Regions from separate parts of the Mus musculus genome. Here all the other regions are linked to region 1. Evidence: chromatin loops called from intact Hi-C (ENCODE). Cell type or tissue: gastrocnemius. All regions are shown on one strand. Each heading gives the region's core, and the rest is flanking DNA. Links, peaks and the distances in the headings are about the cores only.

Region 1 (4,548 bases), core at 135-4,134:
CCAAGGCTCCCATAGATCAGAGCACCCCGGCCAGAACCAAGGTCAGACAGAAGAAGAAATGTGCGGGCTGCTGTAACAACTATCAACTATCACATCCAGAAGATAAGTCTTTCTCTCGGTTGGTTCTGGAGGCTGGCGGTCAGGGGTCAGTGTGCCCAGATATCTTGTCACCTGATAGAGAACTCTGGTCTCTTCATTGCTAAATGAGGGAGGCAAATCCCATTCATGAGACCCTGTCACCACCCAAAGGTTTTATCCGCTGTAACATTCCATCTCACTGTGACATTCCATCCGAAGCAGGCTCCCTGGGGACAGCAGAGAAACTAGCCTTAGCAAGGACCACATCTCCTCTATACACCACCCTCCCCTCCCCCAGTTGATTCGGGGGCAGGAATGTCCCTCTCAGACAGCCATGTCTTTCTCGGAGTCCAGGCAGCTGACTACTGAAACTCCACCCCTGCCCTAACCTCAGCTCTTCTATGCTGAGGAGGGTGAGGACGATTCAGGGAGAGCCCAGCCAGCCTTCCATGCAGGGCTACAAACTTTACAAACTTGAAGGACCTCTGAGGTGACTCTGTTTCTCAATCCCTTGAGAGCAAAGGCTTGGGAATGGGGCAAAAAGATGGCAGGATCTTTTTTTTTTTTTTTTTTTTTTTTTTTTGGTTTTTCGAGACAGGGTTTCTTTGTGTAGCCCTGGCTGTCCTGAACTCACTTGTAGACCAGGCTGGCCTCGAACTCAGAAATCTGCCTGCCTCTGCCTCTCTGCCTCTCCTCTGCCTCTCTGCCTCTCTGCCTCTGCCGGGATTCAAGGCATGCGCCACCACCGCCCGGCCTGACAAGATCTTCATGCAATCTGGACCAGGTAGAAGGACCCAAAGGTGCTCACACACACACACACACACACACACACACACACACACACACACACACACAAAATGATGCAATTTAAAAAAGAAATCACTGCATCAATGCTCTGGGCACAGTAAATGCTGACATTGGCCTGGCATCCAGGAAGCAAGAGAGGCTGGAGGCAAAGAGGCAGCAAAAAGCCCCACAGCTTCCCTCCATCCATCTCAAAGTGGGAGATCCAAACTCCAAAGCTTATCTGGTTTTGGTTTTGGTTTCGGTTTTGGTTTGTTTTGCTTCTTCCAAAACAATGCAGACTCTTCTTTGGGCAAAGGAGTAGTGCCCCGGGGGCCCATGATGTTTCAGAGACCCATGAAAATGTTTTGATTTCCTTCAAAATCCGGAAGAAATGAACCTTGAAAATAGACAAAAATGTACTTTTTTTTTCTCATCGGAAACAAATGGAATGTTCAGAGCCCCCCTGAAAATCTGTCCTCAGAGGAGTCTCACAGACAGTAGCTACTATCCCTGGCCACAAATGTCCTAAGGTGATTCTGACCCTAGAGGAGCCACCCCTACTCTTCCGGTCAGACAGAGATCACTTTCACTTCCACCTGTGAGGGCAGGAGCCCCTCACAGTCCTGCACAGAGCAGCCAGGACAGTCTGTGGAAAAAAAAACTCCCAGCGCAGGTGTATAAACCTGAGGGAGAGGGAGGGCCATGTCACAGGCCCTCCCCTCTACTCAGTGAGCTTCCTTACTCTCCAACCTCCTACCCATCTTTCAAACCTGCCTCCCCTAAGAGAAACTGAGGCACACACCTACATACCCATCCCATTGGAATCTCTAGTGACTCTTCCCTCCAGAACTGTAATCCCACAATGCACACAATCCATTTTCAGTCACAGCCAGCATGGGGCCCTCCTCTGGCTCACTCCATCCCTAGAATCCTTCCATCCCAAGTGCCCTTGGAAGTCCAGTGATCCTACCCAGCCCCTCCCCTTCTGACAGCTGGGAGTGTAGAAGTGGCAGAGAACAGGTGAGTTGAGCTGTAAGCCTTCACCAGCAACATCCCATACAGGGAGTCAAATTCAGAGACGTGGTCCAAGGACCAAAAGAGCTGGTTCAGTCTTTTTCTGTGATCACACACCCATTTTTGTACCTCAGTTTCCCTGTCTGTTAAGCTTGCTTCTGGCTAAGGTCTCTAAAATGAGTCTCCCAAGTAACTGCGAAGCTTCCTCCATCAGCGCAGACAGAATTGCCAACGCAGTGGGAGAGCGCCACCTACTGGCTCCCAGGCCGCCTGAAGAACCGTACCACGAAGGACCAAACCACAGAACCGACCTTCAAAGGCAGGGATACTTTGTCTCCACATAGTCACAGTATCCTCCTTCTTCTTGAGGTCTGAAAAGGGACTCCTTCAGCAAAGCAGCTTCCGCCGTACTATCTACCCCCTACCCCCAAAGACCCCAGGAAAACCATGAGCCCCGTGGCATCCTGCCCCTGTGCCTTGACCATCACCAGGATAGCTCCCCTCACACTAGGCGGAGGGCTGGAAGGGTGGCGAGGGCGGAGGGGGTGGGGGGAGACAATGATCCCTATTGTGACTAAATTTCCCCCTGAAGATCTCATTCAAGATGTTAGAGTGAGCGATCATAAAAGGAATTAATAGTTGATTCGCTGTATAATTTCCTAGTTCAATATACTTTAGTGCAGAGACTAAATGAGCCGTCCCGGCCGTTCGGTGGGGCCAGATAGCGACTTTATCGCTGGGATCTCAGGCTGAGGAATAAAAGCAATTCTTCTGAAGTAATTGCGTCTAATTAAAAGAAACATTTAAAAAGTGTAACCAAAAGGAATTCATTTCAAATGGAAAATTAATGCTGAAAAATAGCCCTGAGCTCTCTTGTCGCAGCTAATAGCCAGGCAGCCGCAGAATAATTAAACTGTTTTTGAAATGTCGATACCATCCTCCTCGGGAGAAGATGGGCACCACTGAGCACGCTGTGGCCATCAGCAAGGAGCCAGCCAGGGACTTGAGGTCAGAACCTAGCTACCAGGCTGGATAAAAAAAAGAGGGGAGGGGACCACCGGGACCAGGCTGGAAGAGGTGGGTGCTGTGACCCTTAATGAGGAATAGCCACTCCCCGGGGACCTGAGTATCTCACCGAATATCCCAAACAATCCTACAAGTCTGGTTAGTTATAATTATATTGTGATAATTCAAAGGTAGATTCCTCAGGACCTCAGGCACCTAGCCCAAGATCACAGCAAATCTCAGCAGATTCAATATTCAAACTTAAGCCTGCCTAGCTTTGCCCTTCACGTCAATTCCAAGGCCCTGAAGTTAGGTGTCAAAAAAGGCTGTGGGCTTTCAAATATTGTGGTCGCCGGTCCTGTCTATGAGGAGCATCACCTGGTTCCCGTCTGCAAGGCTTTGAAAAATCCACCTCTCGACTCCATTCCCAAAGATTCCAGCTTCGTTGGTCTAGACACTGGACCGGTGACACTGTTCTCAACCTGCAGGTCATAACCCCTTTGGCAACCCTCTATCTCAAAAAAAAAAATTACAATTCGTAAGAGTAGCAAAAATACAATTATGAATTAGCAACTAAAATTATTTTATGACTGGGAGGTCACTACGACATAACAGACTGTATTAAAGAGTCACAGTATAAGGAAGGTTGAGGACCATGGCTCTAGAGGAAGCCTGGGCAATGTAGGCGACTGACCCTTGCAGGGCTAGAAACATGATCTAGTCCTTAAGCTGCCCACCCTCCACACCTCGTGAGCCAGCTGCACTGAAATCCCTCTGCCCACCTCCGAGTAATGAAATCAGGTAGCCAATCCTACCTTCCAGGGAGGGCCTCAGTTAGCACCAGACAGACAAAGAGGGGCTAATGCCGAACCAGCGCCTGATCAATACAGAAAAGCTCCCAGATGCGGGGCGCGCTAGGCAGACTTCAGAAGCCAGGGCAACTGTCTTGTCAGCCTGGCTTCTCCAAAGCTTAGGGATGGATATGGCAGAAGAAGAAAATTAAATCTCATGTGTTTAAAGGTGAAAAGCCATCTTCTCAAAAGAGTCTTGCTCCAGCATGAATTCAGGAAGGGAAAGTCACAGCTTCAGAAGCAAACTTGAATTGCTGAATAGACACCAAAAAGCCACTTTGCCCGCAAGTACCAAGCGCTCAAAGTAGGCTAAGAGTTGCCTGCGATCCATGATTAAGGGACTTGCTTTAAGGAAGCTGAATAATTTATAATCCGTAAATTGTTTATATGCTGAAGGATATTGTTAAAGACCTCTGGAATGATCCCCCCCCCAAAAAAAAAATCTACGCCCCTAAGTGAATTTAAGCATGCCCCAAACCTAATTCACACCAGTACAGCTGTAGGAAAAGCTTGCTTTCTTTATACATATGCAAAGACTCCCAGCCTCCCTCCTTTCTGAATTGCAAATCCATCCCGGTTTCCAAAGATCATCACCCAGGCGCCATCTGCTTTGCCATGGCTAACCCTCCTAAAAAAGGCAGTCATGGTCCCTAAGAGACATTCGGAACCCGTGGAAGAGAGCTGCTTCCCAGTGATCCTGGCTTCCAGTGACTCCAGCGGGCTCAGCCAAGTGTGAGGGATTTCTACAACACCCTTGGGGGAGGGCTGCCACCAGCTGCCATTCTCTCGCCTGGAAGCTTCCTTTGTCCACGGA
Region 2 (4,548 bases), core at 385-4,384, 160 kb before region 1:
AGAGAGAGAGAGAGCTAAGACTTTAAGAGCAGCTGCTGCTCTTCCAGTGGACCCAGACTGAATTTCTGGTAGCCACACGGCAGCTCACAACCATGCCTAACTCCAGTTTGAGGGGATCTGGTGTTCTCTTCCAACCTCCACAGGCACCAGGAAAACACATGGTACACAGACACACATGCAGACAAAGCACTCAACACACTCAAATACATTTTTAAAAAAATCAATCTAGAACAAAAGTATTTTTAAAAGTATCTTAGTTGAATGCTTTTTTACATTTTAGGGTGTTACACTTAGGGGTGTGCAGTGGGCTCTGATCTTCATAGTTGAACAGCTTACCATAATTAATCTGGCTTTTTGTGAACCATGTTCCTTTTCCTCTCAACATTCAATTGATTCCACCAAATGCTCCAGAGCTATTAATGGTAGACACCGTGCAACCGTGTATGGGAACGTAGAACGTATTTTCCCTCTCTTTTTATTACGTTCGTTTACTTGTCTGTATGCCATAGCACATGTGAGGATGTCGGAATCAGTATTCTCCTACCATGCGATACCATGCGGCTCCCTACCTAGAAATGAACAACGCCACAGCTTCCGCTGCCGAGCCAGCTCACCAGCCCTATCTATCTCCTTCCTCTAACCACAGTACCGTTCGTGCCTCCAGTCAACCTTTTCCACCTCTCCCCTCCCAAGCTCCTATGTCTACCAGAGAGAATTTGTCTTTCTGTGTCCGGCTTACTTCACTTAATGTCCTCCAGGCTCATCCAAGTTTCCACAAGTGACAGGATCTTTTTTTTTTTTTTTTTTCTGACAACGGGTTATCAGCCCGGTCTAGTGGCATGCATCTTCAATCCCAGCACTTCGGAAGCAGAGGCAGGTGGATTCCTGTGAATTGGAGGCCATCCAATTCTACAAAGTGATTTCATGGACAGCCAGAGCTAAACAGTGAAACCATGTCTCAAAAAGAGAGAGTGGGGGCTTCACATAGCCGCAGCCGGCCTCAGACTTACCATGTGGCAGAGGATGATTTTAAGCTTGATCGCCTGCCTCCACCTCCTACGCAGTGTTGAGGCCAGGGACTACACGCGCTCCCTAGACGAGCCCTGTACCAGCTAGGCCACGCCCCCAGCCCCAGCTGTCATTGCTTTATGAGTCTGGAAAGTCCGTCTCCCAGCAAGCAATGTCTTTGTAAAGAGTAGCAATGTTTGAGCCTTGTTCTCTAGGTACTCACTTCCGCGCTTTTCCCTCCTGCATTCCGCTAGAGATTTTCATTCTGTCCAGGATTTCTGACCCCAAGTCTAATGTCTGCCTCATCTGTCATTAGCTCCAATTAGCAAATGCTTAATTAGAATCCTTCCGAGTTATTCCTTTCATAACTATTTTACTTTTTTGCTGATTGTTCTGCTGATTTGGGTGCTGGAAACTGAAGTCAGAGCCGTGTGTGTGTACACCAAGTATGCGCTTTCGCACCGTTCTCCATCCTCCCACCAGACCATTCATATAAATATAGTGTATTTGCTTTATTTCATCTTATTTATCTAGCTATAAATTATATTATAATTTCTAATATTTATTTAATATCAATTAAAATGATAGCATATAATAATATATTTTATATAACATGTAGTAAACAATATTACATATCATATATAATTTAATTGTATGTAATTAAATGACTATGTATTTAATATATTATAATATATAAATTTTATAGAATTATTATAATTAAATTTTAATTAATTTTAATATAATTTAAAGTATTTAATTGTATTTAATATTGTATTTAAATTATATTAAATATAATTATATATATTATATATAAGGTTTGGCAATTTTGTTTTGTTTTCTTTGATTGGCTTTGGTTTTGTGTGTGCATGTATGCATGTGTGTGTGTGTGTGTGTGTGTGTGTGTGTGTGTGTGTGTGTGCGCGTGCGCGCGTGTGGGGGTGGGGGCAGTTGTGCACACCTACACAGAAGTTATCTATGAGCACCAAGTTCATGCAGTACCTGTGGAGACCAGGAGAGGGCATCAGATCCCCTGGAACTGGAGCTACAGGCAGTTGTGAGCCACCAGATGTGAAAGATGGGAACTGAACCCAGGTCCTCTGGAAGAGCAGCAGAGCTCTTAATCTCTGAGTTCTTAACCACTTTAGCCCTCACAGTGCATTTTTAATTACAGAAATAGCTGATATCTGTTAAAAGTATGCCCCATCCCAGGTTCTCTGCTAAGAGCTTCACGGGTTATATTTCATTTGTGATGTCACCTCCGTTAAACAACCTAAGACTGAGGCATAAGAGTTCTTTGCCTCAATGTTCTGCCTCGTCGCTGCTGTCTGCGCTGCTTCTAATGCTTCCTTGTTTGAGACAGGGTTTCACCATGTAACTGTGGCTGGCCTCCAACCCAGAGATCCGCCTGCCTCTGTCTGGCTTCCAGTGTTGATTTTAATGTTGCCTTTTATGGTTCACATTTTAAAATGTTGTCCCTCTTTTTAACATTTCTGACCCAACTGCTCCCTTCATGTCATGTGTTTATATACCACCTCCTGTTTCATGCCTGTCTCATGAGCGGCAAATTTTGCTGCGTTTTGCTGAACGGGTAAGTCTGGGGTGTTCTTAGCTGTTCTTCAAGTTTCCATAATCTGTTTCAAACTCAGTTCTCCCACAGTGTGAGAACTGTGTTCCCCGTTTGATGATGTAGAGCTTCTCAGAAGCCTAGGCGTTCCCGTTTCCATGTTTATCTACACTGCTCCAAGGAAGGGGCGGGGCATGGAAGGGAGGGCGTGGCGAAGGCTGATACAATGTACTTTTCTGTTCACAAAATATTTGGCTGCACTTTGCTGCCCACCTGGCTCCTATTTGAACCCCTAACTTCTGCCACAAAGCTGATTGGTTAGGACACGCTTTAATTGTCTTTCCAACTCCCCAGCACTTTTTTTTTTAATCTGCTCTACGTCTGATGACTCCTGAGAGGCGAGGCCATCCAATTACAGCACTGAGACAAGCTCACTTTCCCAAAGAATCCAGGTGAACAGTGAACTCATGCTCCAATCCCTGAGTTGCCACGTGTCCCAGGATGCACCACTTCCCAAAGCCAACACTGCATCCCGGTGTGCAAACCCTGCCTTGTGTGCTTTCTTGGTCAGTGATGCTGCCACGCTGCCTCTATGCTGGCAAAAGAGCCGTTCCCGGCCCTTACTCTATGAAGCAAGTTCACCCTCAATGGCCTAAGAATAGCACAGATGTTGCAAATCTGTGTTGAAACCTTCGCCCAGATCAATAGTGCTTACTGGTGATAGTGATGCCGAGAGGAAACTGGGAAGGGTATGGAGGTGTGCTAGGTCATGGCGGGCTGTTACTGATGTCTAGTGCATAGAAAACAGTGATTCTGCTGTATATCCCACAAGATGGATTTCCTATAGAAAAGAATTATCCAGTCTTGGGTGCCAGTGGGGCTAAGTTGAAATACACGAGGCTTCGACGCCAAACAGAACTATTTGTCTTCTTCTTGGGTCTTTGACAGGCAACAAGAACCAGACACTCACAAAGCCCCAGGACTTACCCCTGACTTCTGCAAATAGCTCTTTCTTTGCATCTTTCACCTTAAGTCAGTCACACTTACATTCCATATTCTGTGGGCAACCCCAGACCTACTCCCAGAGGCAACAGATTGTGGATTTTGGAAATGGGATGATGATTCTGTCCCGCAGAAAAAGTTGAGCAGGGTGGAAAAACTCATTCCCCAGACCTGACCCAGGGAGGAAGCATTGGGGAGACAGGCTTTTCTTTCAGATCCTTCCACTCAGCTGGTGTTTTGCATTTAAATGACAGAGGGCTTGCTAAGGAGAAGCCATGGCTGGTCCTCTCTGTGAGAAGGAAAGTTGTCGCCTCTCTGAAGTGGCTGCATTAATGTCATGTCATTATACCGTATTGCTGCACAGGTTAATATAATTGGGTGTCTATGTGTGAGCAATGATCCGTGCCGTGTTACTGCTCTGAAACAAATGACATTTAACCAGCCGGCCTGTAAGGCTCCTTGTTATCTACATGGTGAGCAATTGGAACGGAGAAGGAGTCCTCTCGGTGAGCAACTGATGAATTAGTTGTTGGGTTTCCTCGACAGCCTGGATTTATAAGAGTGCAAGTCTAACATAATTTATTAGATCTATAAACAGACAGATACCATGTTTTCACCAAGATTACATCTTGTCACCTTCAGATATTGTGGCACTGACAGCCCTGTTATAATTTAATTTCATTATTCTGATAAGGTATTGTTCCCCAGAGCTTTGTAGTTAGTTAGGTAGGTAGGTAGGTAGGTAGGTAGGTAGGTAGGTAGGTAGGTAGGTAGTATGTCTCTTCCCCATCCAAGATATTTTCATGTTTAACCGGGGAGGAAGCAGGTACTCTTGTGCTAGCTGATATCTGGTAGCTTTTCTGAGCTGTCACTGCTGACCTTATTAAAGGCAGGAACAAAATTGGAAGAGGAATTAGTATGTGGTCCTGCCCTGGGTGTGGCATTAAAAAAAAAGGGAACTCAAGCAAGCGCAC
Region 3 (4,548 bases), core at 183-4,182, 1.5 Mb before region 1:
CAACCAGGATAGCCACTACCCTGGATTGGTGGCACATGCCTTTACTTCCAGTGCTAAGGAACAGTTTCTTAGCACAGAAGAGGTAGTGCATTTACCCAGGGATCTGAGATGGTTTTTTTTTTTTTGTTGTTGTTGTTGTTTTTTTTTTTCCTCTGAGGAAAACCAAGAGTCACCTTTTCTGTCCTTGGTGATAGTTTTTGTTTGTTTTGTTTGTTTGTTTGTTTGTTTTTTGACACGCCTGATTAAGCAGATTGTGAAGTCCTCTTTCTCTGAGGATTTGAGTGGATGCTTCCTCTTTGGCCATCCCTGGATGCTGCATGCCTTCAAGGCACCCAATATAAGGGGAAAGGACCAAGACCTTTTCATGTGCCAAAAGTGTCCAGTCTTGGGTTAGCCTTGAAATCCTGTGTGAAGGAAGTAAGGATACTCCTTGCAAAAGCAATGATGGGCATTGATGACAATAAGCAGGCACTGTTGACTGGGTCCCACGGTGCTGGCCAGGGTCTGATTGCTTGCCTTGCAAGTCTATTTCTCCTGGTTGTCCTATGAAGTTCTTGATCTATGCCGAGTACTCCTGCCCCCAGTTTTACCGGTGGAAAGTGAAGGGTTGGTAAGCTCTAGTGCTATGAGTACTATTCTCAGGCAGAACCCATTTCTCCGGACTCTTAGGACAGACCTAATGCCTACTGTGCTCCCAGGATTGACACTGCAGACACAGACATGGTGGCACTAGGGTGCTGGGCCATACAGTACACAGTCCAAGCTCCTGTGGCTCTAAAACGGTTGTGACCCTGGTGCTTGGGATTCTTGACATTTAGCCTGGACATGGGAAGGGTCCCAAGCCTGCTTCATTGATAATAGTTTATCTCATATCATTTGGCAGCTTCCATGGTATAAATATTTTCATCATGGCCATTTTCAAGCTATTTACCAGCCAGTAGAGAAAGCAAGTGGAGAGGAGAGAAAGGGATAGTCAGCAGCCGTGTATGTAACAAAGAACTTCCTGTTTCTAGCCAGTTGTTGGGCCCAAGACTCTAGCAATTAAGCTTTTGATCCTCCTGAATTCTATAGAGCCTGGACCGTGCAAACCAGAGGCTGTTTCCAGGTAGGTTCTCCATTACCTCAGCATGGGTGGGAGAGGAGGTGTTTTTCCTTCTTGCTTTGCTATCCTCAGAGTCAGAACAAAGACTAGGCCCCCCAAAAGCCAGGGCCTCTAATCTCTCAGAAAAAAAAAAAAAACAAAAAACTTTGAGAGGAGAGGAAGGTCGCTGATCTGCCATAGAGAGCTGGCAAGCTGGGTGTCCGGAGGCCAGGGCCAGGGATTCCGTGAGTGAGGCGGAGAGCAGAGCCTGGCAGGCTGGGAGGAAACGTCTGGCGGAAAGTCTCCTGGACCCTCTATCCTGTCTCTGTCACTCCTACGTAGATTAATGCGATCCAGGATGCCCTTGGTTCTGACCGGCTATACTTGGGGCTACCCCAAAATAGACAGGACGCCTGGTGCCTCTTGTCACAGTCTTAGCTATTGTCTTTATGAGCTCAGTGAGTTCAGAGGTCACACCCTAACACTTCCCCTGTGGGCTAATCACCATCAAGATGGATGGACACTTGCGTGGGCAGCCTGGAGCTGTCTGGCACATCCCAAACTCTGGGCACTTCAGGACCTGCAAGAAGTGTGTGTGTGTGTGTGTGTGTGTGTGTGTGTGTGTGTGTGTGTGTGTGTGTGTTGGGGGGCATTGTAGAGGTTGTCAAAAGACAACCTTTCTTGGTTGAAGCTGGAATAGGGGCATCGGGCTGGTGCCATGGTGGGGATAGTGTATGTCCAGAGATAGCCACTAGGGGGCAGGCCATGACAGCAGGTGGGCCAGGTTAACTGCTGCCTCAGCTCAAAATATCTGTGGGAGGACTTATAACCTAGTGGAGAGTGTTTTGGGGCATCTCCAGGATTGGTAAACTCTGGAGAGATCCAAGGTCCAGGTCTGAATAGGAGGCGAGGACAGAGGAGGTGGGAGCCTAGTGTAGATATCTTTATCACCTTAAGGCTGTGGTGAAGGTAAATTGCTTGACCATGAGTTCGGGATGGACACGAGTTTCCCCGATGAGGAAGGTGTGGGCTAGGTAGAATACCAGGGATAGGGAGGGCAGGCTGGGGAGCGCCAACAGCCCAGGATCATAAGCCAGAGGCAGGCATCCCGGCTTGAAGGTAGAGGAGCTCCTGGAGGGCCCTGCTTTATTTAAAAATCCCATAGGGCCTGCCTGGCCTGGTTTCTTTCCTGTTATCCCAGCAAGACTGAGCTTTCCCCAGTGTCTCAAATTAAAAAAAAAATCCTTGTCCTTTCTGCTCTGAGCTCTGCAATATTTGGCCTTGGTTGATCCTGGCAACTTGTGAGGCTTCTGAGCCTGCTGACTGTCCAGGATGGAATTTTCCACGGAGGTTTTGTAGAGCGATGCTGAGGGCCAAAGAAACTTGGGCTCTACACTGAGATGAGACTGGGAACTCACCCATGACTACAGGCCCCAGCGGGCCTTATTGTCTTCCTTCCATCCATCCATCCATCCATCCATCCATCCATCCAGGTTTTTTCTCCTTCCCCCACCTATCCTCTTAACAAACCAGCCACCCTTCTATCAAGCCATGCATGTGCCCTGATATCTATCCCACTATTCTCATGCATCCATCACTAATATAATCTATTAAGATGTATTATGGAGGCTTGCTGTATGCCAAGGTCGCTTTTTGATGCTGAGAATACAGCAGTGAGCATGAGAAAAAGTCTCAGCCCCTACATCCAAATGACAGTGTCTCAGCATCAAGAAGTCACTTGATGACACAGGGAAGGGGGGAAAGAACTGGCTGTGCTATTCCTGGGGTAACAGATTCCCTTCATCCTTTGCCTTGATCTATCCACATCCTCGTGGAGCCACCCCGCAACCCCCATGCAGATGTCTGCTCACAATGTCTGTGTCTTCCTGGATAGCAACAGATCTTCGAAATCACTGATGTACACACACCTCCACAATACGGACCTACAACTCTCTAAATTCCTGTGTGCACTCGTGTCAATTCACACCAAGCACATGCTCTAATACATGAGTCCTGGAGGCACTTATGCACACTCGTAATCCATGTACACGGCCAGGAATACACAGACACACTCACATGTTCACAGTCATTCAAGCACACTGATCTCTGTGCATAACTGCATATAAATATGTACACCCAGGTTAGGTGCAGGTAGGATTGCTATGTCTCCAGGGCATATGGACCCATATAGCCACACTCAGGTCACGTGTACACACTCCATGTACATGCCCTTGACACCACCACCACCACCACCCCCGCCAACCAAAGCCCTCACACCCTCTCAGAGCCCCATCCCGTCCTGGAAAATTATCCATACCTCTGACAGGAGAATGGGTTACAAATGCGGCCATGGAGCTGTTTTGACACTTTTGATGAATAACATTCAATACTATTAATTAGAACAATTGCTTTTCATTTAACTAAATCACGGGAATTGCTAAACTAAATTGAAACGGAATGTAATTTTGCCTCGCACTGCTTTAATATGGGCCTCTAAATGTCTTCTCCCTGAAGGATTAGTAACTTAATCACCCACCAGTGATAACTGCTTCCCAGGCTCAGCTGGGAGGTTTCCTGCTCAGGAAAAGACTGGCTGAGAACAGGCTAGGGGCCCTGCGGCAGCTCCTCCTGCCCCTGGCTTCCTCTCTCTGAATTATTCATCATCAGGATGTCACTTTCTCCCTCCTCTTGGTCCAGCCTGACCCTCAGAGACAATTTCCATCTTCAGTCATCCTGGTCCTGGATGTGTAATTCGTCCTGTGTCTGATGTCCTGAGAGCCTGACTGTGGGCTCGCATTCCATCTCTGCCCTCTCCAAGCCTAGTCGAGTCTCTCTATCCTTAGTACAGATCCTGGCATCCTGGGATCACTTAGCTCCTGGAGGAAGTACAGAGCCTGGTTTAGGATGCAGTGGCTCATTGACAGGGGCCAGAAAAATCTCCCTGAACTGCTTGGGAGAGTGGGGATTGGCTTAGCCTGGTGTGCTGTTCTAGGGTGACCAACTGTTTCAGACTGCATGGGAGGGCTTTCCAAGACAGTCTCTAGCAAATCAAAACTGGCTATGGGACTATCTGCTTCCAGCTAGGAACAATCCTTCATGTTTATCTGGCTGTATGCTAGCTACTGGGCATACATTATTTCATTTATATTTTGGAACAATTGCATAAGTCTATATCATGTTCACATACATAGTCATCCTGTAATAGAGAAAGCCAAGGCTTAATTTTTAAAAGCCTAACCTAGGCATGACAGCAGTAGTGATAATACGGGTCGCAGCAGCTGGACACCTCTAAGGGTTTGCTTGTGATGAGGCTAGCTTCTCCACCATGGCCATGGAGATATGGGACAGTTGTGTCATTTGAACTGTATCCTTGGCTGAGGCTCACACAGGTGAAGCACAGTGCCAGCGAGTACACACTGCCATTATGGACTCAAGAGGATCTCTCTCCAGCGTCGATTGCATTGACC
Region 4 (4,548 bases), core at 409-4,408, 1.7 Mb before region 1:
CTTGTAGTCTCTCCTTAGTGCTTCAGGAGGGTTTGCAGCTGAGGGGAAACAGGGTTGCTCTGACCTTCTGGATGACATGGGGTGGGGGCAAGGATTCCCCTCCTGGGCACCTTTGCCCAACCAGTACCCACACCCACGGGAGGCACTCCCTCTTGTTCAGTGTGCAGAGGAGCAGCTGCCGGTGGTGGGCGGGTGGTTGAGGGGCAGTGGGCAACAGCTTTCTCACGTTCTCCGTCGACACCCCAGAAATCACCCTCAGCAGCTGGGAGACTCTGTGTTCCTTCCCCCTCCCCCCACCCCTCTCCCAGCATCTTTTTGGTTCCCTTTCCGAGCTTGCTTCTTGTTGCTTGTGTCAGCACTGAGTGGCAGGTGTGCTAACTCCAGAGACGGAGCTGTGCCTGCTACAGCTCTGGAAAGACAGTGTCTACCAGAAGAGAGTCAGGAGTTAGGTGGGCGCAGAGAGCTGATGCGAAGGATGCTGAGGACAGGTGGGAGGCACAGGGTGCTGTGCAGCCATGCTTGGTGTAACCCAGTGGCTGGCTCCATGCTGTGGTGGGGTGGAGGGGGAAGATCCCTAAAGTCACTGAGAAAGCGGGGGCCTTGCTTCCCTCCTCCCCACTCCTCTTTTGCTTCCTTCCATCTCTCCCTCTCTTTCCTTTTACTCCTCCCTCTTCTCACCATCACAAAGGAGTTAGGAGCTTGTGCAGTCTCCCCGGCTGGAGGTAGCTGCAGGGACTCAGACAAGGACCTGGTTTCTGACAACTGTTCATCAGTTGTCATGTGGATGGAAAGTCTGAGGCTAGTTGAGAGGAAAGTCAGGGCTCCTTGGTTGAGAGCCTGGCTATGCATACACTGGTCAGAAAGCTCTGGAAGTGAAGAGGATTGCCTGGGCCATGGTGGAGAGGGCACCCTGAGTAGGAGGTACAGAGATGGGAGGATTGGAAAGGATTTGGTTGTCTGAAGGGAGAGCACCTTTAGGATGTTCTCATTGCAGCCCTTACCGTGAAGGCATGCTGTATGCGGGACTCCACGGTGACCTGATTTATCAATCAACAGATGCCCCTTAAGCCCTAGTGCTGGGTAGCTATTTCCTCTGTATTCAGCCTTTCCGGAGTTGGGGAGGGGTTCCCAAGACTCAAGAAATAGAGAGATGTTTCCAAGGCGTAGGAAGCTCAGGAAATCACGAGATTCACAGGGCTCCTTGCAGGGATAGAAAAACAGTAAACACCTGCTGGCAGAGGAGACTGGGGTGGGCCCCCCTCCTGCAGGAAAATTGGCAGGGAGCTTAAGGGATGCAGCTTGCGGAGCTGTCACTCATGTGGGGTGGGCTTTCCCATGAGGCTGCTGCCTGAGAGTTACTTATGCTCCTTCTGCAAGCAGCATCAAGCCAGTGAGCTGGACCGGAATTGTTCTTATGCTCTGGCATGGGTACCCTATCTTGAGCGAATCGATGTTTGTTCATCTCTTCCTGGGAAAAAGTTACACAATACCCCACCATATATGCCAATCACTGGGAGTTCAGTGGAGAATAGACAGTCAGGCTGAGATGCAGGCTCCTGATCCAATGGAGAAGGCAGACAGTGAACACTATAAGGGACAAACCTGGGGCCATGTCTCTGCTCCTTGCTGTGTCATATGATCTGTAACTGTCCAGCATTCTTGGCTCCCAGAGTTGATTGTGCTTGGGGGGGGGTACCTGTTTGGGGAACAGAACTGTGAAGTAGCTAGCCTATAGATGTGATCTGGGAAGGGTGGTGTGGAGATGCTGAGCGACTGTCTAAGGTCACAGCCATTAAAGGTGTACAGTGAACCCACAAGTCTAAGGCATAGGCAGTCTGAGCGTTCCATCCACACATTCTGGAAGTCCACACAGGACCTCGGGGTAAGAGAAATGCAGTTACCTCTCCCTAAAAAAATGGGGTTGTACAAATCTGGCCACTCACTTATGGGGTTCAGGGCAGTAGAGAAGTCTTCAGAGAGGTGAGAAGTCATATAGGAGGCTCTTGGGAACTCTTCTAGACTGTCTGGTTAAGGGAGGACAGAAGAGTGAAGAAGAGGGAGGAGGGGCGGAGAGGGAATGGTTGGAAGAAGGAGAAGAAGAGAGAATGAGAGGAAGGGAAGAGGAGAAAGAGGGAGATACATGGGTGGGTGGGAGAGAGAGAAAGGAGGAGGGAGGGGAGGAAGATGGAGGATGGAGGGGAAGAGGAGGGGGAGGAGGAGGAGGAGGGGAAAAGGAAGAAGGGGAGGAGGGAGGAGAAAACAGAGGAGAGGAAGAAGCACGAAGAGGAGAAGTGAAGAGTAGGAGAACTCTCTAACTGCATCCTCCCTGCCAAATCTGGACTCTGGCTCCTTTCCCCCTGAATCCCCAGCACCAAGGCCCCTGGACTCCTGTGTGAACCCCCTGAGCTGCCATCTATGTCATCTTTGGGACTGACCTCTTGAGGTACTTTCTTTCAGGAACTCTTGGTGTTTCGGACCCAAGTCTGAGAAACTCTGCGGGCTCCTTCTCTTGCTTCTTTCTTTCCTTCCACTTTGGCTCAATTCATTAAGATGGTGAACTGTGCTCTTCTGAGGTCTGTGGCGCCTGGGCATAACTTTATTCCCTCCATAAGAATAAGGATCCTAGGAACCAAGAATAGTTTATCAGTGGAGATAGCACCTTCAGTCATCACACAGGCTGGCCACACGATGGCGCCATGGGACCATCAAGCCCATGGCCCGCCTCTCCTAGGTGCCCTGCTTACCCTGGTGGCATTTCTGTCTTGTAAGTGGTCCACTGGAACCAAGCGTGTTCTGCCTTGTTTGGTCACTGTCACCTTCTCATTTCCATCCATGAGTGCACACCCTCATACACAAGCACATATACACACATACACCCACCACACACACAACACACAGATGCAACCACATAGTCACATACCACACGAAGATCACACACTCTAAACAGACTACAATATACACAGTCTACATACAGACCACACACACACACGTAGCCACAAACACATGCACCACACACATCAGACTGCATGCATACAGACGCATACATAACGTACCATACAGACCACACATACACAATTGCACACACTACATAGCATATTATACATACCACCCCAGCACCCCAGAGGGACTTGGGAGAGAATTTAGAGGGCTCCCTATTTTCTCAATCTCCTTCCCTACCTGCTCCACTCACTCCACCTCTCCCCCCTCTTTCCCCTTCCCCCTCATCTCTGCTCTTCCTCTCCTTCCTCATTTAATGTATCTGGGCAGTGACTTGCACCCTGATCTGCCTGGGCAGATAGACCTTGTTTGCCCACATGGGGTCCCATATAGGTCTCTCCTCCTGGAAGCTCTCAGCCAGAGGTGACACAGGAAAAGGTTGCCTCAGGCTCCAGGCCCCTGAGAAGGAACAAGAGCTCAGAGCTCTAGCCAAACATGATGCTGACCACTGACCAGCTGACCAGCGTGCCTAGTGGTGCCCCTTTCAGACATGGTTTGGAAGCTCATGGTGCCACCAGCAGGGCCAGGAAAGAATGACTCCATGTGGCACTGACTGGGAGAAGTGACCAGAGCGAATTTCAGGAGTGCTCAGAGATCTGTGGCGAGTTAGCGTTATAACAACTGTGGCGGATGAATGACACAGGGAAGGGCCATCCTGCCAAGTACTTAATACTTAGGGCCATCCTGCCAAGTACTTAATACCTAGTCGCTGTGCTGGGTCCTCTGCACAGGTTCTGTGTTTTACTTTGATTACCTGGTAGAGCAGGTAGGGGGTGGGGTTCATAAGCCAGGGCTGGAGGCAGACTCTGTTTTAAGGCAACAAAGCCCAGCATACAGGCAAGCTAGGCCCATTTGATTTTTAGGGCTGGAGAGGAAACCCCACCAGTTTACTCCCGGTTACACGGGGGCCATTGTTGCAGTCTTTTTCATTTCTCAGCCATTGTTTTCCTGTTGGGAGGATTGTCCCGCAGCTGACGTCGGAGCCTGATTTAATGAAGCAATAACCAGGGAAATGACTTCCAATTGATTATTAAGCATTTGTTTATTAGTGCGCGGTATCTCTGACCCCAGTAGCTGTTAAGTAGTCATTAAATATCAAGGAAGATGGTTCTGTTTATATATTTTGTTTATTTACCGTCATGAAAACATCATTGCATCAATTAAATGTCGATTAGGGGGCCTGTGATTTGAATTAGATTATATACACAGCGTCAAATCATTTTCATGTTTCCGAGATATAATCTGTTTTTGTTTTGATATTTGGTAAGACTCCCTCTGAGTGTTAGGGGCTGAGGCTGCCTGAGGTGATGCTGGGCTTCAGCGCCCTTCCCCATTGCATGTTCCTTTCTGACTTTGCAGCCTGGGACAGCATGAAGGTGGATCTGTTCAAAGTGGTCATTTGTGGAGGGGTTGGCTAGTTTGCCGCTGTCATTTTTAGTTTAATTATTATTATTATTTTTTGCTCCTTCCTGCCTCCCTTCCTACTTCCCTCTCCTCCCTCTCTTTCTTTCTGTGTTTGTGTGAGCATGCATATGTGACTGCATATTTGTG
Region 5 (4,548 bases), core at 266-4,265, 930 kb before region 1:
ATAAAACCAGAGACACTGAAACTTATAGAGGAGAAAGTGGGGAAAAGCCTTGAAGATATGGGCACAGGGGAAAAATTCCTGAACAGAACAGCAATGGCTTGTGCTGTAAGATCGAGAATCGACAAATGGGACCTAATGAAACTCCAAAGTTTCTGCAAGGCAAAAGACACTGTCAATAAGACAAAAAGACCACCAACAGATTGGGAAAGGATCTTTACCTATCCCAAATCGGATAGGGGACTAATATCCAATATATATAAAGAACTCAAGAAGGTGGGCTCCAGAAAATCGAATAACCCCATTAAAAAATGGGGCTCAGAGCTGAACAAAGAATTCTCACCTGAGGAATACCGAATGGCAGAGAAGCACCTGAAAAAATGTTCAACATCCTTAATCATCAGGGAAATGCAAATCAAAACAACCCTGAGATTCCACCTCACACCAGTCAGAATGGCTAAGATCAAAAATTCAGGTGACGGCAGATGCTGGCGAGGATGTGGAGAAAGAGGAACACTCCTCCATTGTTGGTGGGAGTGCAGGCTTGTACAACCACTCTGGAAATCAGTCTGGCGGTTCCTCAGAAAACTGGACATAGTACTACCGGAGGATCCAGCAATACCTCTCCTGGGCATATATCCAGAAGATGCCCCAACTGGTAAGAAGGACACATGCTCCACTATGTTCATAGCAGCCTTATTTATAATAGCCAGAAGCTGGAAAGAACCTAGATGCCCCTCAACAGAGGAATGGATACAGAAAATGTGGTACATCTACACAATGGAGTACTACTCAGCTATTAAAAAGAATGAATTTATGAAATTCCTAGCCAAATGGATGGACCTGGAGGGCATCATCCTGAGTGAGGTAACACATTCACAAAGAAACTCACACAATATGTATTCACTGATAAGTGGATATTAGCCCCAAACCTAGGATACCCAAGATATAAGATATAATTTGCTAAACACATGAAACTCAAGGAGAATGAAGACTGAAGTGTGGACACTATGCCCCTCCTTAGATTTGGGAACAAAACACCCATGGAAGGAGTTACAGAGACGGAGTTTGGAGCTGAGATGAAAGGATGGACCATGTAGAGACTGCCATAGCCAGGGATCCACCCCATAATCAGCATCCAAACGCTGACACCATTGCATACACTAGCAAGATTTTATTGAAAGGACGCAGATGTAGCTGTCTCTTGTGAGACTATGCCGGGGCCCAGCAAACACAGAAGTGGATGCTCACAGTCAGCTAATGGATGGATCATAGGGCTCCCAATGGAGGAGCTAGAGAAAGTAGCCAAGGAGCTAAAGGGATCTGCAACCCTATAGGTGGAACAACATTATGAGCTAACCAGTACCCCGGAGCTCTTGACTCTAGCTGCATATATATCAAAAGATGGCCTAGTCGGCCATCACTGGAAAGAGAGGCCCATTGGACTTGCAAACTTTATATGCCCCAGTACAGGGGAATACCAGGGCCAAAAAGGGGGAGTGGGTGGGCAGGGGAGTGGGGGTGGGTGGATATGGGGGACTTTTGGTATAGCATTGGAAATGTAAATGAGTTAAATACCTAATAAAAAATGGGAAAAAAAAAAGAAATGGATAGATTTGTACTGATATGGGTTTTTTTGTTGTTGTTGTTTTTTTTTTTTTTTTGGATAGTTTCAGTAAATATAGGAAGCAGAGCAAAAAGAATTGGGAGCATAAAGGCCTTTTTGGAATGAGAGGTTTCTACAGATGACATTCTAGAAGCATCTATCTACACAGAGATGAAGGTACCTGGGATGAAGGGAAAGTAGTGGGCCATGCAGAGAAATGGGAACATTCTCGATAGTGTTCTTCATCTGGGTTGGGAAGTGTCCGTGTGAGCATGTGGACCAGTGTGTGGACAAGTATATGACCTCAATTGCAATGAGTCCTACTTTGAGATGCTATGGGGACATGAGAGGAAAAATGAATTCTATTACTTCTCCAACCCCCTTCTACGTTTTCCTCTGTTCCTGTGTAAGAGTCAGGTGCCTTACAGACAGCACATTCACCTCTCTCATAAACCTTCAATATAAAATATATTACCAGGAAAAATGCACCCAAAATAGTAGGTCCCTTGGGCTTTGGTTTGTATGTTCTCCTTTGTTAGCAATTTCACAGGCTGAGGGTAGCATCTTAACTTCTGTTCAAAGATGCTACTACTCTCACAAGATAATCCAAATGTCACCATTTTTATGTTGTGGGATATACTTAAGGAAAATTAAAGGTGCGACTTGAGGCAGGGAGGACAAAACTTTCTCTAAGTGTAAAGGAAAGATAAATCCCCTGCTGCTCTAGGCACTTGTGATGAAGCTGGCTGCTCTCATCACTGCTGCTGACCCTGTAACCAGGATTTAAAATTACAGCATTGACACAGGCATGATGGTGTGCATCTTGACAGGCAGAAGCAGGTGGATGTCTGTGTGTTCAAGTCCAGCTGAGTTCCAGTCCAGCCAAGACTGCCTAGTGGGACCCTGTCTCAAAAATAATGTAAAAATCTTTACATGTGACTGTTGATGGGGTGTGATTGGGGGTAGGTGGCAGTTTGACAAAAGGCAGCATTTCTATCTCGCACATTTCTTCTGCTTGTTACAGGAGACACACAGCTTCTCTGTCAGTTCTATGCGAACACAATTCCTTAGAATGCCTTAAACATCAGTGTTCATCAGAGCATGGCACTTAGTAGGTGCTCAGCAGGGGGCAGTGTGACACAATGGTTAAAAGCAGAGACAATAAGATGTCCCCGAGCCTCCTCTTCCTCTGCAACACAAGAGTGATCAGTCACTTACATAAATCCGAGATGAGTTACATAACTCATACTTATCCTACACACAAAAGTAGCCAATGAATAATAACTTTGAAATTTACTATTATAAAATATCTCTCTCCAACCTAGATCTCTCATCCCAACTCCAGACCTGGCTATGTTTGTCTAGAAGGTCAGGAAAGGAATCTAACTTAAAATACCTACCTCTTAAATCCAACTAGTGGCTGTTCTGAGCTATCTGGTATCTGCCCACTGTGTCTTCCAGTAATCTAGAATCCAGTTCCAGGGAGTTTTGTGAGTTATTCAGAATTCTCCCCACCTCTGTCCACTGAGTTAATCAGAGTTCTTCCCATAAGACCACCTAAAAATGTCTCCTGAAGCTTCCCATCTTCCTTGATACCCACCACCTCCACAGGTGGTCTGCACTGCCTATCACTACTGACACCCCTGTCTGGTTCCACGTTGCTAAGACCATTCTTATAGGACACACATTTTGGTTCTGCCGCACTTTGCTTGAAACCCATCACTATGTTCCAAGACTCTTGGGATAAAAAAAAACAAATTATTCTTCACCGGCAATTCTGCTCCACCCCCCTGTACTGCCCTTCCCTGCACCCCCTCCACCACCCTTCCCTTGCAACTCCCACTTATTGCAGGGCTGTTTCAGTTCCTTAATTAATAGTCATAAAAAGCTACTGATTCTCTGGGTCACAAAGCTTTAGCACCAGCTGTGTCCCTTCCCTGTCACACCCAGCTTGGCCTAGCTAACTCCACCCATCCTTCAAATTTGTTGTTTCCCTGGGAGACTATTTCTGAATGGACTCATGCCCCTTCTCATAGCTCTTGTACCTATCTTTTGTGGTTGTTCATCACAACATGATGCTGTATGTATTTTAAAAGATCCACAGGACAAGAAGAGAGGAGAAGACTCACTTCGGTTCTCCTTTGAATTCATACTGTCATTTATATCTCCTCTCTCTCTCTCTCTCTCTCTCTCTCTCTCTCTCTCTCTCTCTCTCTCTGTGTGTGTGTGTGTGTGTGTGTGTGTGTGTGTGTGTGAAATGGGGGTTAAAATATTATTAAAAAAAAAGGCTGGCCAGTAGTGTAGAAATGGGACAGATGATGGCAAGCTGATATTTGGATGTCTTGATTCAGTGGGATGCTGCAGAGCACCATATAAGCATCGCTCCAACTGGATGCCATTCCATGAACTTTGGTATGACTTCCTCTCATTACTGATGATGACCAAAGTTTTCCACATTCAGTGTAGAAATAGATCTCCTGGGAATCCGGTGAACACTGTCTGGAGAACATCTCTCCCAATCGTGGAGCAGGTGTTCCAGGGACTTTCCAGGGCCAGATGATCCCACTGATGATCTAAAACACAACTCAGATCCACAAGTTGGCTTGCAACTCTCCTAACTGCTCTGCCACTGGCACTTGCACCTCTTCCTACATATCCTGTGATGGAAAAATCGATCTTACTTAGCAGAAAAGAAAACTGGACCACGGTCCACTTTAAATATACTTGCAATGCCTAAGGGGCTTCTTGGAGCTTCTGATGTACAGAACCAAGAACTGCCCCTGCATGTGAGGGTGTGTACAGCACCCTTGGGTACCCACTAACAAGCTGAAGCCAAGTTGAGGTGGGAAGAAAGTAAACATAAGAGGTGCCAGTTAGAACGAAGAATCAAGAAGACCAAGTTGCTGCTCCCTCATCAACAGATGCAGAGTCAAACACCATGACAG
Region 6 (4,548 bases), core at 402-4,401, 200 kb before region 1:
TCTGTCATTTTCCTAAGCATGCCCTCCTCCAGGAAGCCCTCCCTGGCTTGCCTGGGTTTCCATAGTCCCCTTTACACAGAGCGTACCAAAATCCTGTTACCTCTGTCAAACGCCGGAACTCAGCCTTTCTAGAACCAAAGCTAAGTCTAAATCCAGAGTGTGGGTGCTCACAGAGGGAAGGCTGGTCCAGGACAACAAAAGAACACCTTTGGAAGGCAAGGGACCCTTGCTGTGGAAAGCATGACCTTGGCCTGTGGAGGCACAGCCTGCAGTCCGGGGCCTGACCACCAGGAGCCTCATGATCCCCCAGGCAATGCTGAGGCTGACTCCTCTCTTCCCGGAGGCAAGTTAGGCAAGTTAGAGCCTCCACCCCAACTTTCCTGCGGGAAGCCAGCCCAGGCCTCAGCATCTGCTCAGCTGCCAGTGGCCCAGTGGGTAGCCCCAGCTAAGGAGGAGAGTTATTTTTATTTATTTCTTCTTAATCATGAACTTAATTTAGCTGCTAATCAGGTTACCATGGTGATTTGCACGGGATTTACAGCAGTTTCCTAACGCGCCTTTTTTTCTCACTCTTTTAGTTAAGGAGTAAAATTTGGGCGCTGCGAGAGCGACTGCCTACTGAATGTCCTAGAACAAGGTCAGCCGTGTGGGTTTCTCAGTTTTCTTTCCCCCTCTTGCCTCGTGTGCTTAAGAGTCTGCCGTGACTCTGGGCAGACCCCAGGTACTTCTTTTCTGCCCTTTCTCCAAAAAGCTTCAATGGGCCCTTGTTGCCAGGGTGAGGCTGGAACCAGGTGAGGGTTTTCAAGGTCCGCCCTCCTTCCTCACATCCCAGATTCTCCCTGGCCTTTTATGTGTTCCTCTGTATCTTTGTTTGTTTGTCCCCCAGGCCTGGAATATCTTTCTCAGACAAATGAAAGCCTTTCGTTCTCTGGAAGAGTTTCATTCCTACCCTGTGCACTGGGGGAGCTTCTGTCTGGGGTCACCATATCCCAAGGCATTAGCTGGAAATACATCTGAGCACCGACTCTGACCCTGCCACACTCTGGCATGGAAGGGGGTATTGTACCAGCCAATGCAGGGGAGCAGGGCAGGGAGGCCGTAGGGGGAGAAGTCTAAGAACTGGCATCGTGACAGCTTGCTGTATTCTGCTGTCTGGAAGTCCCATTTACATTCCATCCAAGCACCTGAGGAAGAGGGAGATTCAACTCATGCCCCCTCTGTCTCACCTAGGGGCTCAGAAGCACTCCTTTCTGGGACAACTAAATGGAGTACCCTGCCCCATCCCCCATGGGAGGCTCCCGGAAGGGACAGCGTCTCCAGATTGGAGACCACAATTTCCAGGATCTCCCTGAGGACCTCAGGGCCAGCTGCCAATCAGACCTGGGATCAGCCACAGTCCATTAGTGAACGCCCCCAGTGCAAGGCGCCAACACAGCCCCCCAGGCATTGGCGCCAGAGGCTGCCCAGGGAACCCAAAGCCACCTTCAATCATTATCTTGGCTTTTGTCACCAGACAAACTGGACCACGGACTATAGGTTGTTTCCTAGGTGAGCAACTCCTCTGGCTTCTGCCCCAGCTACCCTGCTATCCCTTGGTGTTGGATGTGGGTGTAGCCCCTATGGGAGGCCTGGCACCTCTGCAGCATCCCACCTACTGCTACTGAGGCAGTGTGAGTTTCTAACTTGCTATCCTTCTCTGAGTCATCCTTGTCTCCTCTCGAAGATGGGTAGCAGTAAGAAGAGATGTCCAGGGTTTGATAACCAGAGCTGCATGGAGTCACAAGAACTGGGATCCCAGACAGGCTCTGAGCATATTATGTGACTTTTTCCTCAAGTTTGAGACCCTGAGAAGTGAGGTTCACAAACCAAAGCACTTATGTCGGTGACAAGAAAGGAATTGCCTGACAGGCCAAGTAAGCACTGAATGACTGAAGCCACTCTGGCAGGCACGGCTGCCCACTGACTCCAGACCCCATCCCTCCAACCTGTAAGGGATCCTGGTCAGAGCAAACCTAACCCAGTAGGCATAGGGATGAGAGCCTAGAAGGACAGAGAAGTCCAGACACAAGTGCCCAAACCTGGGGAGAGTCTAGGATTCTAATCCCAGACTCTAACTCAGTGAGGCATTTACTATTTGATCTTCGGCAAGTCACTTAACTTCTCTGGGATTCTGTTTCCTTTTCTAGGTATGTAAAACCCCACCTAAATGAAGATTGAACTTTTTATTCTCCAGCCCCACCAACCACACCCAGACTTTTCCACTGTTGAACCAGTAGTAAAGGGAGAAAGGGCGGCTAGGAAAGGTGGGAGAAGAGTGCAGTACCTGCTCTGGCCACTGGGGGCGGACTTACTCCACCTTGTGTATATCTAAACTACAGGTAACAAGGTTCTGGTTTAACAAACACCCAGCATGGATAAAGGCAGGAAGTTCCTCCTTTGACAGCTCATGGGTTGTACAGCATTGTACCTAACAACACAGGCTCTGAGCGTGATGCCAGAGTTCAAATCCCAGGTCTGCCTCTACTACCTTGGTGGCCTTTGAGCAAACTGTCTACTCTGCCTATGTCTCCACTTCCTTCTAATGGGAACAAAGAGCAGTGGCCTTACCAGGCCAGTGAGTACCTGCACACTGTCCAGTGATGTGCACCAAGCATTTCCCCATCTGCAACTTCTCAATGTCATCATGGTAACAGTCCAGGGTACTGAAAGGCAGAGAGCTGAAACCTCTCACCTTGGGCCTGCTCACTCAAAGCCAGTGCCTTTGCCAGCAGCCCCTGCCCATCCCCGCTTCTGCTCAATATGATCGATGTTCTCAACTGACTTGTTTTGCAAAACAAGTTCATATAGCAATGGAAACAGAGACAGGAGTAGGAGTTAATTAAGGGCAGGGTGAACCACACATCGATCCTAACATCGTTAAAAGAGAGACAACCAGACTTTAGGATGTGATTCAACAAGGAGAACGCAACACCATCTCCTAGGGCTTCCAGACAAAGATCGAATATGACAGCACCCTAGTTCCCCACTTCTGGGAAGCACTGGGAATGGGGGAGCCCACAGAACAGCACCAGGAGGGGGCCATCAGCCACACCCACAGGGAAGGTGGCAGCAAGACCCAGAACCACTCAGAGATAAGCAGAAGTCTCAATAGAAACTCACTATAGTTTTTGAAAAAGAAATACGTGACATTTCTCTTATTCTCAGTGTGGACTATTAGAAGGGAGTTTAAGAAGCACATCCATTAAATGCAATGGCCGATGACACGGCCCAAACACACAAAAGGCAAAAATATATTTTTTGAGAAAGTTTGGAATATTTATTGAATATTGAGCGTTGGATATGGAAAGAACTGTTGTTGTTGTTGTTGTTGTTGTTTTTACTTTTGCTAAATGTGATGTTGATATTATATATGATCATGCTAGAAGAAATTCTGAGTCATAACCTGTTAGTTATAGCTTCTAAAATATTCAGGTATAAAATGAGCCAGTGCCTAGGATTTGTTTCCAACATTCAGACAAGGGGCGGGGAAACAGGCAGAGGGTGAAGACAGATCACCAAGTAGGAGAAGCTACAGACTCAAGGTTCAGGAGTGAGCATGGTGTGGCCCCCTGAGACAGAGAAGACTGGAAGGCCTCTCAAGCCCTTGGCCATTCAAGGAGTAGCACTTCCCTTACCTATTCTCAGGCTCCGAGGGAAAGCGAACATTTGCACACAGCCCAGAAACTCAGTTGCTCATTCGCTCACTTGCCCACTCCTCAATTCATCTACCCATCCATCCTCTATGTGTTCAGTCAACACACCTGCTTGTTGGAAAGCATACTTGTGAGAAATGCAGAACGGGTCATCCTGGCACTGTGGCACTGCTGGGGTAGAAGGGAGAGCCACAAGCTTGTTGAATCTACCCTTGTGAAACCAAACCTCAACAAAGCATGAGAAGTCTAAATAAAGATGGGTATGAGCCATGTTGGCATTTTACATGAAGGGGGTGACTTGGTCTGGCCTGAGGGGTGCCCATGGACACTTTCTCTTGAAGGATAAGACAGGCATGGTCATGTCCCAGGAAGGACACCTAGACCGCAAGAGCAAATATCCTGGGGCAGCAAGAAGCGAGAAGTTGGAGAGACCACAAAGATGGGAAGGACAGAATGACAGAAGGAACAAGCCAATTAATGAGCATCTGAGGCTGAAATCACTAGAGAAAGCCTTGCCACATAATGCCATGCCACACAGACACAGAGGCAGTTCTTCCATAAACGCCATGCCACACAGACACAGAGGCGGGGCAGGGGCGTTTGGCTTGCTAATAGGTGTTCCTGCAGTCAGTCCAGACAAGAACTGGAAAGGCATGGGCTCATGTTGACTTGAGAAAATGCTCACATCCTTCAGGAATTTTCAATGGGAACCAGCATAGAGCTTAAGCCCACTCAGAGGGGCAGAGAAAACTCTATGGCAAAGTGGACCGTTGGAACTACCAGGTAAGTAAGCAATTCCTCGTTAGGATTTTAAAATCTGTCAAAAGCAGGTCCAGGCTTTCTTTATGTATTGTTT
Region 7 (4,548 bases), core at 378-4,377, 170 kb before region 1:
GTTGTTGTTGTTGTTGTTGTTTTCGAGACAGGGTTTTTCTGTGTAGCCTTGGCTGTCCTGGAACTCACTCTGTAGAACCTCAGAGAAAACCACTGAAGTCTTGAGGAGTGAGCCAGGGAGAAGGTCTGCTATAAGACATCGTCTCCACAAGTTAACAACACTTGAAAATTTGTGAAAGAGGTAGATTCTAGGCTATATCCTTATCATGAGACAGGGAAACTATTAACCTTCTGGACACTTAGCGTAACTTTTTAGAAATTTTGTGTGTATCAACATACAAGGTGTTTTAGGAGAGAAGCATCCAGGGATGCAGTTAGCTGAATGACTTTGCTAAAACTAAGTACCCCCCCCCCCCAGAGAAACTAATGTCTATTACTCACTATGTGCAGACATGTTTCCTCTGGCTCTTTCCCAGTCATCATCCTGACAACACTCTCTGAGCAAGCTAGGACCTCTAACCATAGTGATGGAGACTGGGGGATAATTCTCACTTTTCAGATTTAAACGCCTAGTCTCTCATACCTAGGCCTTTTCATGGATTTCTGAGATGTTTTGGAATTTGCATGTGAAATAAAAGCTTCCTACATAATTGAAATTATGGCCAATTGACCGTGAAATAGAACTGTCCGTGACCAATGAGGTGTTGGGTAGGGGGAGGCTGCTGTGCTCAGAAATGGGGCCTCCAGAGCCCCAGGGCTAGTTCCTTGGCTTTGAGAGAGAAACCCACCTAGAATCCTTCTTGCTGGCTCTAACCATCCTAGCAACCTTTCTTCCAGTGATTCTCCCTGACAAGGAGTGCTGGCTTTAGACTTGGAGGAACACATTCTGCTGTGATCTCTCTCTTGGCTACAAATCCTTGCAGGGAAGAGCAGCTGAACATCAAGTGGAAATATTCTTTCTCTGGCCATGGCTTTATAAGCCAAGGTGCTTCTGAGACAGACTGGGGCATGTGATGCCCGGAGGGTGGGGGGTAGTAGAAGATGATAGGAGGAAGGCTGATAAGCTCCAACAGCACAGAGAAGGTTTAAACTGGGGGGTGCAGGATACAGTGGAGAGTCATCAAAGGTATAGAGGGGGGAGCCATTCATAGAAAGTGCTTTATATTGTCCTGCAGAGAAGAAAACATGGGCAGAGAACCTAACCAATGAGCAACATTGTCAGCAACAGTCTAGACAATGTACTGTGTTGGCACAGACAGGGCGGAGTAAAAGGGAAAAGATGGTGGGAGACTCCATGTGTGGTTGATTGGGAGGCAGAAAGGGAAAGAACAGATGTTATGTAGTAGCTAATAGCACAGACCTATGAGAAAGTACTCTTATCCCCATCTTATTGAGGGAAAAACTGAGGCTCCAACAGATTTGTATTAGTAATAATAAATGGTACCTGCCGCTGTCACTTAGCACAGCCCTCCCTCCATCTGTTTTTGCTTTCTTCCTAAATATCTCTGCTTGAGAAAATGAACCTTGATCGCTTGTTCACATTTAAAAATCAAATTAAAAGTCTGCCTGCATTTCTATGCTTATAGATAAATAAGATACGAAGGGAAGGGAGATAACAAAGCTTTGCTCCCATCAGACCACACAGGGCATCCCACTCTATTCTGTACCTGACAATTAAGGGCAACTTTAGGCAGTCTGATGAAATTAGTAGAGGAGAGTTAGGTTGGAGCTGAACCTACACCGGTAAGATGAGCTTTCTGGAGAGCGCACACCACATTGAAACAGCGTGGGATAGTGGAAGTGAGCAAAATGCAAACAAACAACAATCAGTGTGGACCAACAGAAGCCAGAGACGGAAGGTTGTGGATTTACTCAAAGGCAACAGGAAACAGGCTACATGTCCACTTTTCAAAATGTTCACTCTGGGTTTGGGTCTAAGGATGCCACCTTCTGATTGTTTGTTTCCTTCCTGTTTCAGTCCACATCTTGGTAACTATTACTACAGATTTTCTGTTCTGTTGCCACTGCAATAAAATGTCTTTTCTTCGATATTTTGTAACTCGTCACTGAAATTTTGCATAGGATGTCTCCCATGTTTATTCCATGGTCAGGCACCTGAATGAACTCCCTCAATTCTCACTCAGTTCATCGATTCTCCAGATGAACTTATTCTAGTTTTCTAGAACGGTGAATATATTTTCTGCAAATAATGGCAACTTTCTCTTTTTGATACCCAACAGTTTTTTATTTTTATTTTTCCATTGTATTTACTAGATCTTCTAGAATAGTGGTTCTCAGACAGGGCTGATTTTACACCATTAAGAACGTCCAGCAATATCTGGAGGCATCTCTGATTATCACAACAAGAATGTTACTGGCATCATCGAGTAGATAGAGGGGTGATCTTTTTGTTGATCCTTTGTGAGCTTCACATCATGCACCCCACTCCCACTCGTCTCCCCATCCCCTTATATCTGCCCTTCACTCTTACAACCTCCCCGCAAAATAAAACACACACACACACACACACACACACACACACACACACACACACACACCAAAAAAACAAAGCATAGGAAAACATCTTGTCGTAGAAGCTGTAGTGTGTCACAGTGTGTCTTACAGCATGCCCCTCTGTCCACACATCTTCACTTGCAAATGTTCATTGCAGCTAGTCATTGATCTGGTTCCAGGTCTCTGACTTCTGTGACACCATCAATATTGACTCCTCACCAGGACTCCTCCCAGTTATCCTGTTGTTGCCCTGTGTTATGGAGATCGAGTAGCTTTGGATCGGCTCTTTCACAAATCTCCATCATTCACAGATGATGTAGACTTTGGGATGGGTCAACTCAGAGTCTTGGATCTGGGTGGTACCTGAGCTGCTCAGCCCACTGCCTTTCCTTATCCACACCACCAGGGTGCGCTCTCCACTCCTGTTAGGAGTGGAGATGCTTTCATGCCTCAGGGCCAGCTCCACTGTGTTGCCCAGGTGGAGTACAGGGCCCCCACTCTCCTGAGTGCTGCTGCCCTCAGGAGGGGGCAGGGCTAGCTCTCATGCTCTCATGCCTTTGGGGACAGCTCTGCCAACTACTGCAGGTGGGGAGAGGGGAAGGGCAACTCTCTTGCACCATGCCACCTCACAGCAGATGTGTGCTGGGGCCAGCTCTTCCAGGCTCTCAGCCTTGGGGCCAGCTCCCCCATGCTCCTTCTATCAGAACCAGCTCTACTGTGCTGCCCAGGCAAGGGACCTGTCCACTCTCCCAAGTGCCACAGCCAGTGGGGGATAGGGCCAACTCACCCATTCTCATGACCCCATGGGCCAGGTCTCCCATCTGCCACAGGTGGTGAGGGGTGAGGTGGCAAAAGGGATCCCTCTCAGGCCCTCTCATGGCAGACAAGTGGTAGGCCCAGCTCTCCCACATTCTCACCCTCAAGCTGGCTTACTTGCACCCCCACCACCAGAGTCAGCTCTGCTGTGCTATCCAGGCAAGGGGCAGGGTCTGCTCTCCCAAATGCTATACCTGGTGAGGGGCAGGGATAGCTCTCCTGCATTCATGACCCTGTGGCAACTTTCCTGACTGCAGGAGTCAGCTCTCCCACACTCATGCCCTTGGGGCCCCCTCATCCACACTGATGTCACCAGGGTCAGCTCCATTGTACTACCTGAGCAAAACACAGGGCAGCTGTCCTGAGTGCTGCCTCTGGTGAGAAATGGGGCCAGCTCTCCTGAATGCCCCAGCCAATAAGGGACAGAGTTAGTTCTGCACAGCCCCTGGACATCCACATGGTCGCCCAGGGGCTGTCCTGACCGGGATGTCCCCATGTTCTCTAGTGGTAACATGACCTTTGGACATTGACTTGGACCCCTGCTGCTGCATAGCCATGACCTAGACATAGCGGCCAGTGGAAGCTCCAGCAGGGATGTCACCCTAGCCCCAGGTGGTGGGCCTGGCTACTCAAAACAGGCTACTCCTCTCTACCTTCAAGTCTCCAGTTCCATCTTTCTTCATAATGCCCAAGCTGTTCCACTTCTTTTTCTCTCCCATCTCTTCACCACAGACTTGCACATTTTAGTGGTCCCCAGTGCAGGCTGGCCACATGACTGGAAGGACCCTGGGTGACATTCTCCAACTGTGCTGCTTTGCAGAGCCACAAGCAGGTGTCTAGGGTCCACCTGTGCTGTGAGCCAGAGGGCAGGTCTGTGGGTGACATGGTGGTCTACAAGTCTCTGTCTTCCTCCTCCCTCGCTGCTCCGAGTGATGGAAGGAAAGGCTCTGTGTGTTTATGGACCGCCTGTGTCATCTGGTAGAGGGGGAGGTCTGTGGGTGTCTTTCCTATCCTGCACTGCATGGCATGGCAGCAGACAGGTCTCCGTCTTCCTCCTAGATTTGATCTGATTTGATTCGATTTTTATGCATCCTAGGCATAAAAGAGCTTTGACCACCAAGCCAGGTAGCAAGCCAGGATGAACACAGGACTGCCATCTACTCTGCCCCTGACTGATATAAGAACACCACCACCACCAAGATGTGTGTTTGCCCATTTCCCTTGGGGAGGGGTTATTTACCATGGATATCAATGAAAACACCTTTTGTGGTCCACCATT

What was found. A loop is a pair of places that touch in the nucleus more often than their neighbours do. Peaks named below come from ENCODE experiments on the same cell type or tissue, not always from the same donor. Only the 100,000 strongest peaks of a DNase experiment are listed, where the experiment ranks them.
Region 2: a loop joins it to region 1, with 9 times the contacts of the local background. A loop is called at or near these places in 29 of 42 quality-filtered maps.
Region 3: a loop joins it to region 1, with 28 times the contacts of the local background. A loop is called at or near these places in 22 of 42 quality-filtered maps.
Region 4: a loop joins it to region 1, with 11 times the contacts of the local background. A loop is called at or near these places in 13 of 42 quality-filtered maps.
Region 5: a loop joins it to region 1, with 6 times the contacts of the local background. A loop is called at or near these places in 6 of 42 quality-filtered maps.
Region 6: a loop joins it to region 1, with 6 times the contacts of the local background. A loop is called at or near these places in 36 of 42 quality-filtered maps.
Region 7: it touches region 1 in a loop (3-fold over the local background); 29 of 42 quality-filtered maps call a loop at or near these places.

The regions. Positions count from the first base shown.
Region 1 is chr2:160,576,766-160,581,313 of GRCm38, forward strand. It overlaps Gm14221 (a long non-coding RNA gene), which reads right to left and starts at 4,004. Exons shown (of 3, transcript XR_866919.1): 1 at 3,699-4,004. In gastrocnemius, for the core only: a CTCF peak has its summit at 2,131 (motif pointing left); a DNase peak (open chromatin) is centred at 2,125.
Region 2 is chr2:160,412,162-160,416,709 of GRCm38, forward strand. No RefSeq gene overlaps it. Among named protein-coding and RNA genes, the nearest start is that of Gm34980, 40 kb to the left of the region's middle. In gastrocnemius, for the core only: a CTCF peak has its summit at 2,027 (motif pointing right); DNase peaks (open chromatin) are centred at 1,102 and 2,015.
Region 3 is chr2:159,052,248-159,056,795 of GRCm38, forward strand. No RefSeq gene overlaps it. Among named protein-coding and RNA genes, the nearest start is that of Gm25090, 85 kb to the right of the region's middle. In gastrocnemius, for the core only: a CTCF peak has its summit at 1,844 (motif pointing right); a DNase peak (open chromatin) is centred at 1,844; H3K27ac peaks cover 420 bases.
Region 4 is chr2:158,910,104-158,914,651 of GRCm38, forward strand. The region is part of intron 1 of Gm38630 (a long non-coding RNA gene); the gene reads left to right. Among named protein-coding and RNA genes, the nearest start is that of Gm38630, 3.1 kb to the left of the region's middle. In gastrocnemius, for the core only: a CTCF peak has its summit at 2,685 (motif pointing right); DNase peaks (open chromatin) are centred at 1,317 and 2,705.
Region 5 is chr2:159,643,331-159,647,878 of GRCm38, forward strand. No RefSeq gene overlaps it. Among named protein-coding and RNA genes, the nearest start is that of 4933416E03Rik, 300 kb to the right of the region's middle. In gastrocnemius, for the core only: a CTCF peak has its summit at 2,724 (motif pointing right); a DNase peak (open chromatin) is centred at 2,726; H3K27ac peaks cover 288 bases.
Region 6 is chr2:160,376,132-160,380,679 of GRCm38, forward strand. Gm34980 (a long non-coding RNA gene) reads left to right here. Exons shown (of 3, transcript XR_375186.4): 1 at 1-4,475. Among named protein-coding and RNA genes, the nearest start is that of Gm34980, 3.7 kb to the left of the region's middle. In gastrocnemius, for the core only: a CTCF peak has its summit at 2,338; DNase peaks (open chromatin) are centred at 1,333 and 2,334.
Region 7 is chr2:160,405,057-160,409,604 of GRCm38, forward strand. No RefSeq gene overlaps it. Among named protein-coding and RNA genes, the nearest start is that of Gm34980, 33 kb to the left of the region's middle. In gastrocnemius, for the core only: a CTCF peak has its summit at 2,850; a DNase peak (open chromatin) is centred at 3,761.